Regions from separate parts of the Homo sapiens genome. Here region 1 is linked to region 2. Evidence: chromatin contacts called from ENCODE Hi-C or POLR2A ChIA-PET data. All regions are on one chromosome and are shown on one strand. Each heading gives the region's core, a stretch centred on a gene start or an enhancer-like site at or near the end of the contact. The rest is flanking DNA. Distances are from core to core; before and after follow the strand shown.

Region 1 (3,654 bases), core at 1,123-3,622, 540 kb after region 2:
ATTTTTCATTAAGGCATTCCATCACTGGGATAACCAGTTTCTCCCCGAAAGGTACAACCAATCTCCAGTCCTTGAAATTCAACAGCTTGCTTTGTGGACAATGGCTAACAATGAGTCATTTGGTCTATCTGAAGGTCTCCTTTCCTAGATTTGCTCTTGTTTACTCTAGGACTTAAGGATCACTTAAGAACCAGATGGCTGGGTGCAGTGGATGACGCCTGTAATCCCAGCACTTTGGGAGGCCAAAGCGGGTGGATTGCTTGAGACCAGGAGTTCGAGACCAGCCTGGGCAACATAGTGAAACAACCGTCTCTACAATTTGCTGGGCGTGGTGGCATATTCCTGTCATCCCAGCTGCTCGGGAGGCTGAGGTGGGAGGATTGCGTCAGCCCTGGAGGGTGAGGCTGCAGTGAGCCCTCGAGTCTGGGTGACAAAGCAAGACACTTGTCTCAAAAAATAAAAATCTGAATAGTTTATATCCCTAGCTTATTCCAGAATATACTGGAATTTACTGTGCACGATGCTAAATAAGGCTAATAAAAACAACCTCTGCCCTTGATGTTAAACGTAGAAAACAGACATACTGAGATGTTCATCTCCACAATGAATAGTCCAGTGACAAAAGCCAAATAAATGCATGAAAATATACATTATGTAATCATGATGGTTCACTAATGAAACTTATAGGAATTTTATTTAACATTCTTTTGTAATTAATGCTGGACATTTTTCAGGTTTATGGTAGATTCCACAGCTTTCTGGGTTTATATATACACAATAAGAATAGAATCTTTAGATCAATCTCTTAACATACACACTATGAGATTGTTTTTGGCTTTTGTGCTGAGAAATATGAATTGGATTTTGCCTGGGAATGGGAGAGCAGATTGTCAGCTGCTTCTGCTTAGATTAGATCTTTTACAGTCCATCTCTGAAATTTATAATTAAAATGAATCCAGCTCAGAATTTAAGAGTGATTTTTGTGGCAGTGCGATTCACTTTCATGTAACTTGTGCCTTACTGGTGTTGACATTTTATTTTTACTCCAATTACTATTTTTAGTATTTGTATGGATAAACAAATTATAAGTACCTAAGAATTAGTGGCTGTTTAATGTGATCTTTTACAAGATATCTGAAAATGAAAGCCCATGCCAGATGGATTCACTAGACTTGAGAGGGTTAAGTTTTCATCAACAATTTAGCTGGTCAGAAGCAAATTCCAATTGTTTAAGAAAGAGCCTGTTGAAACGCTCTAGCAAAATTTTTGAAAATTTAGATGCTTTGTTTTTTCCATAAAAGGGAAGTGCTGGGTGGTTTCTAGAGGTAGTGCCACATAACCAGATTTAAAACTTGCATGAGATAAACTATCTGCAATGTGGGTGGCTACACTTGATGATTTTTACATTATTCATAATATATTTAGGAATAAAAACATGCAAAGGAACTTAAATACAGAAAATACAGAAATTTAGCTCACATTTTACGGCCTTTTACAGAAAATTTTTAAGAAAAAAAATTTTTGAGGCAGTAGATTTTTATTTAAACAGCCAGATTTTTTCTTTTTCTTTTTCTTTTTTCTTTTTTTTTTTTTCTTTTTTTTTTTTTTTTGAGACAGTAGTCTTGCTCTGTCACCCAAGCTGGAGTGCAGTGGTACGATCTCAGCTCACTGCAACCTCCGCCTCCCAGGTTCAGGTGATTCTCATGCTTCAGCCTCCCGAGTAGCTGGGATTACAGGAGTGTGCTACCACCCCCGCCTAATTTTTGTGTTTTTAGTAGAGACGGGATTTTACCATGTTGGCCAGGCTGGTCTTGAATTCCTGACCTCAAGTGATCCACCGCCTCGGCCTCCCAAAGTGCTGGGATTACAGGTGTGAGCTCCCGCACCCAGCTCAGATTTTTCAATTTAAAGATCATGAAAGAACATGCATTTATGTACAGTTTGGCTCAAGTTTATCCAGTTAGAAAGTATTCATTTTCTAACAGGGAAATTTGAATCAGCATGCTAAAGACTTGCTATCTTCCTAGATTATTTTATGTTTTAAATTTTAATTTATGTATTTATTGAGGGCCTTATAATGTGTCTAGCACTATGCTGATTCTGTAGGATTTGGGAAAATGTTAAATAATTTTTTGTGACAGACGGAATAAATGCATTTCAGAAAAGTTGGCTTAAAGTTTAAAAAAAAGGCCTGTGTGTATGTTATTCCTTTACTTAGAAGATATTTCCCATGATCAAAATAAAAATGAATGTTCTCCCCCAATAGTGGGGAGTACGTGGTAAGGCAGCGGGGTAGGCCTGGTGGACTGCAGTGTGCCTGGTTGGCAGAATACTGATTCTATCTGCTTCACCACCACCAGGGGCCAGTCTCTTGCTATAATGAAGGTCAGAGTTACCAGCACCATAGCCCTCTGGAGGAGCCAGTGTATTCACTACAGGCCGGTTACCTAGAGGTTCCAGGATTTTATCAGTGCTGATCATGTGTATTTTAATTTTACGGAACTATTAAAAGTCAATATACCGGCCGGGCGCGGTGGCTCACGCCTGTAATCCCAGCCCTTTGGGAGGCCGAGGCTGGCGGATTCCTTGAGGTCAGGGGTTTGAGACCAGCCTGGCTAACGTGGTTAAACCTCGTCTCTACAAAAATACAAAAACTATCCGGGTGTGGTGGTGCATGCCTTTTATCCCAGCTGCTTGGGAGGCCGAGGCAGGAGAATCGCTTGAACTGGGGAGATAGAGGTTGCAATAAGCTGAGATTGCACCACTGCACTCCAAACTGGGCGAGAGGGCGAAACTCCGTCTCAAAAAAAAAAAAAAAAAAAGAAGTCAATATACCCTTTGAACTGTTATTCAGAACGCTCTAATATGTTATCAGGGAACCTGGAAGGTTTTGTACTAGAATTGCTCTGCCCACTTTAACCATTCTGGATGTTAGAACTTCCATATAAATTAAACACAAATAGGGCCTGTTAAGTGCCAGGCACTGGAGATTCATCAAGCAAGAGTCTAATTGTGTCATGTTTCATCTGTGAAGAATACTTTCAGTTGAAAATAAAACCAGGGCTGCTTTTGGTCATTAAGACACAAAGGAATTCAATTAAAACAAAATCCAGGAAATTATCCACATTCTTCAGTTGTAAACTTTTTTTATTTTTTTTATTTTTTGAGACGAAGTCTCGCTCTGTCTCCAGAGTACAGTGGTGCGATCTCGGCTTACTGCAACCTCTGCCTCCCAGGTTCACACCATTCTCCTGCCTCAGCCTCCCGAGTAGCTGGGACTACAGGCTCCCACCACCACGCCTGGCTAATTTTTTTGTATTTTTTTTTTAGTAGAGATGGGGTTTCAACGTGTTAGCCAGGATGGTCTCTATCTCCTAACCTCATGATCCGTCCGCCTCGGCCTCCCAAAGTGCTGGGATTACAGGCGTGAGCCACCGCACCTGGCCAGTTGTGAACTTTCTATATCAAATGTTGCATGGCATTACAATAGTGTCATTTACTATGACCTGGCATTCATATGCAAAGAAAAACTTTTTAAAAATAGTGTTACTCACAAATTTTAATCCATGGATATTTACAGACATTCAAATTGTCAATTAGAAACATGATTTCAGTGGTGTTTTGATTATGTTGCTATTTCGCAAACACTACTTT
Region 2 (3,254 bases), core at 172-2,671:
AGCCTGGATGGACATATAGAAGGCAGGAACACCCAGATGCTCAAAAAACATTTCCGTGATCTGTTGCCGGTTGGCCAGTGGGTTCAGCGCTGGCTCAGTAATCAAGACTGGGCCATCACACGGCTTCAGCTTTAGGTTATAGTCATAGATATGCTTCCACATGATCTCCATGTCCTCCCATGAAGTAATGAGACCACGCTCCACTGGGTAACTGTAAGGAAAGCAATAAGATCAATGACAGCTTTTTATTTTTCTAGTTTCTATTGTCTTCGACCCTCAGTTAATTCCCCGCGTTTATTACCAATATCCCTTTATGGGCAATAACTGCCACAGCCTCTCACAGCAGGTAAGTGTCAGCCAAAAATAGCACAGCTACTTACCTCTGCAATTTTTTTTTTTTTTTTTGGAGACAGAGTCTCGCTCTGTCACCCAGGCTGGAGTGCAGTGGCGCGATCTCAGCTCACTGCAAGCTCCGCCTCCCGGGTTCACGCCATTCTCCTGCCTCAGTCTCCTGAGTAGCTGGGACTACAGGCGCGCGCCACCACGCCCGGCTAATTTTTTTGTATTTTTAGTAGAGACGGGGTTTCACCGTGTTAGCCACGATGGTCTCGAACTCCTGACCTCGTGATCCGCCCTGCTCGGCCTCCCAAAGTGCTAGGATTACAGGCGTGAGCCACCGCGCCCGGCCTACCTCTGCGATTTTTGTTGCTTTCCATTTTCTCTGTCCTTTGGAACCTTGTGACTTTTAAAAAATTGGGAAATGTCCACATTATAGTATAGTTTAAATGTCAATTGAAGAGAATAACCCAAGTGACAAAAGGGACCATGAGTTAATATTCTTAAATGAATTCGTTCGATAACTTTATACGTTTTAATACATTTGTATAGCCACAGAGAGCAAAATGTTCAGTTTTTAGATGTGTGGTACCCTTGGAGATTTGTGGCCCGTGCGTTTGTAGTAATTCCAGCTGGATGGGGCTTTCCAGCTCCCGGCTTTCTTATTCTTTCTGTCCCCATTGCGCACCTCCTTTGGGGTCCTTTCCTGCCCCCCGACAACACCCCCAGTCCCCCCACCCCCAGCCACCCCAGCCCCACCCCCCAACCTCCCCAGCCCCACCCTACCCCACCCCCACCCCACCCACCCTCCCCAGCCCCAGCAGCCTGCTGGGAGAAGGAGGTACCTGATGAACAGCGAGCTCCTCCAGTCCTGAGCTTGGTCGCCCACGCAGAGTTCTAGCCCGCCCTGGGCCGCGCGGCTCTGGCCCTTGGCGCGGCCGATAATGTTCGGGTAGATAAACTGGGGCTCCCGGCACCCAGCCACGCCCGCCTTGATCATTCCCGAGCCGTTGTCGATCACCACCGGTAGCTGGCAGTGGTTCATGCCGCCGCTGCTGCCGCCGCCTCCTGTCTCTGAGCCGCTCTAGCTACGGGCTCGGCCGGGGCCGAGTGCCTGGAACGCCGCGTCACAGAGGCCCCGGCACGGCCGGGTGAGGCCAGAGTCCTGGGGGCGCAGGCAGGGGGTCGGCAGGGCCCCAGGCGGAAGGACTCGCTGGACGCACCGTGCTCCTCATGTTACCGCCCGCTATTGCTTCTCGCAGGAATTGGGCCACCCCAACACCTGGAATCCCGGAATCCCAGTATCAGGAAAACCCGACTTTCGCATCAAAAGATTCAACTCTAACCCTTCACAAGTGCATTTCTCAAATACCCAGAAGAGCTATAACAGCAGTTTTATTTTCCAAAGCCACGGAATTCTGGTTAACTGGTGGCGGTTCCGGGGAGTTCTAGAATTCGCCCTTGAAACTGGGGAAAAATGAGACTTAAGAGGAGAAAGTTGTTGCAGGAAGGGAGGCAGTGTCTGCTTCTGAAATGTTAAACTTCTAAAATAAGGAGAAAAATGCTGGAATTTAAATGAGTTTTAAGTACGTTTATTATTGTTTCTGTACCTTGGGCAATGCTTTGTTGTGTTTCTTCCTGTGATTTCCAAGCAAAATGTACGCAATTAAAACAAAATAGTAGTTCCTAGCTTAAATATGTAAATAAATATAAATTTATATATATTTATATAAATATATATAAATTTAAATATAAAATATTAAAAAATATATAAATTTATATAATTTATATAAATATATGTTATATTATATAAATATATTTATATATTTATAAAATATATATTTATATATTTAAGCAAGGATATAAATCGAAATATATATATTTATATTTATTATATGTATAAATATAAATATATAAAAATTTATATTTATATTTATTATATGTATAAATATAAATATATAAAAATTTATATTTATATATCATAAATATAAATATATAAAAATTTATATTTATATATCATAAATATAAATATATAAAAATTTATATTTATATATCATAAATATAAATATATAAAAATTTATATTTATATATCATAAATATATAAAAATTTATATTTATATATCATAAATATATAAAAATTTATATTTATATATCATATATAAAAATTTATATTTATATATCATATATAAAAATTTATATTTAGATATCATATATAAAAATTTATATTTAGATATCATATATAAAAATTTATATTTAGATATCATATATAAAAATTTATATTTAGATATCATATATAAAAATTTATATTTAGATATCATATATAAAAATTTATATTTAGATATCATAAATAAAAATTTATATTTAGATATCATAAATAAAAATTTATATTTAGATATCATAAATAAAAATTTATATTTAGATATCATAAATAAAAATTTATATTTAGATATCATAAATAAAAATTTATATTTATATATCATAAATATATAAAAATTTATATTTATATATCATAAATATATAAAAATTTATATTTATATATCATAAATATATAAAAATTTATATTTATATATCATAAATATATAAAAATTTATATTTATATATCATAAATATATAAAAATTTATATTTATATATCATAAATATATAAAAATTTATATTTATATATCATAAATATATAAAAAATTATATTTATATATCATAAATATATAAAAAATTATATTTATATATCATAAATATATAAAAAATTATATTTATATATCATAAATATATAAAAAATTATATTTATATATCATAAATATATAAAAAATTATGTTTATATATAATAAATATATAAAAAATTATGTTTATATATAATAAATATAAAAATTTGTTTATATATAATAAATATAAAAATTTATGTTTATATATAATAAATATATAA

The links. Hi-C counts contacts between places; a loop is a spot of excess contacts on that map. ChIA-PET counts read pairs that join two places held with the same protein, here RNA polymerase II (POLR2A). Pooled maps may share reads with other maps.
Region 1: a loop to region 2 is called in a map with no recorded cell type, with 4 times the contacts of the local background. The contact joins the enhancer-like site here to the promoter of ACTRT3 in region 2. A Hi-C loop is called at or near these places in 2 of 168 maps with a recorded cell type or tissue (OCI-LY7 and naive thymus-derived CD4-positive, alpha-beta T cell), 2 of 37 single-sample maps with no recorded cell type and 10 of 50 pooled maps. POLR2A ChIA-PET finds 5 or more read pairs at or near these places in 4 of 52 experiments (OCI-LY7, Panc1, activated B cell and 1 more).

The regions. Positions count from the first base shown.
Region 1 is chr3:170,307,964-170,311,617 of GRCh38, forward strand. No RefSeq gene overlaps it. Among named protein-coding and RNA genes, the nearest start is that of SKIL, 48 kb to the right of the region's middle. Within about 2 kb of position 2,373, at least 3 of the 41 ENCODE cell types and tissues checked have a DNase peak (open chromatin) inside an H3K27ac peak, as active enhancers do.
Region 2 is chr3:169,768,140-169,771,393 of GRCh38, forward strand. It overlaps ACTRT3 (actin related protein T3), which reads right to left and starts at 1,422. Exons shown (of 2, transcript NM_032487.5): 1 at 1,182-1,422; 2 at 1-211. The coding sequence starts at 1,381. RefSeq lists enhancers at 145-289, 1,151-1,410, 1,502-1,646, cis regulatory regions at 217, 1,574 and a silencer at 1,491-1,560.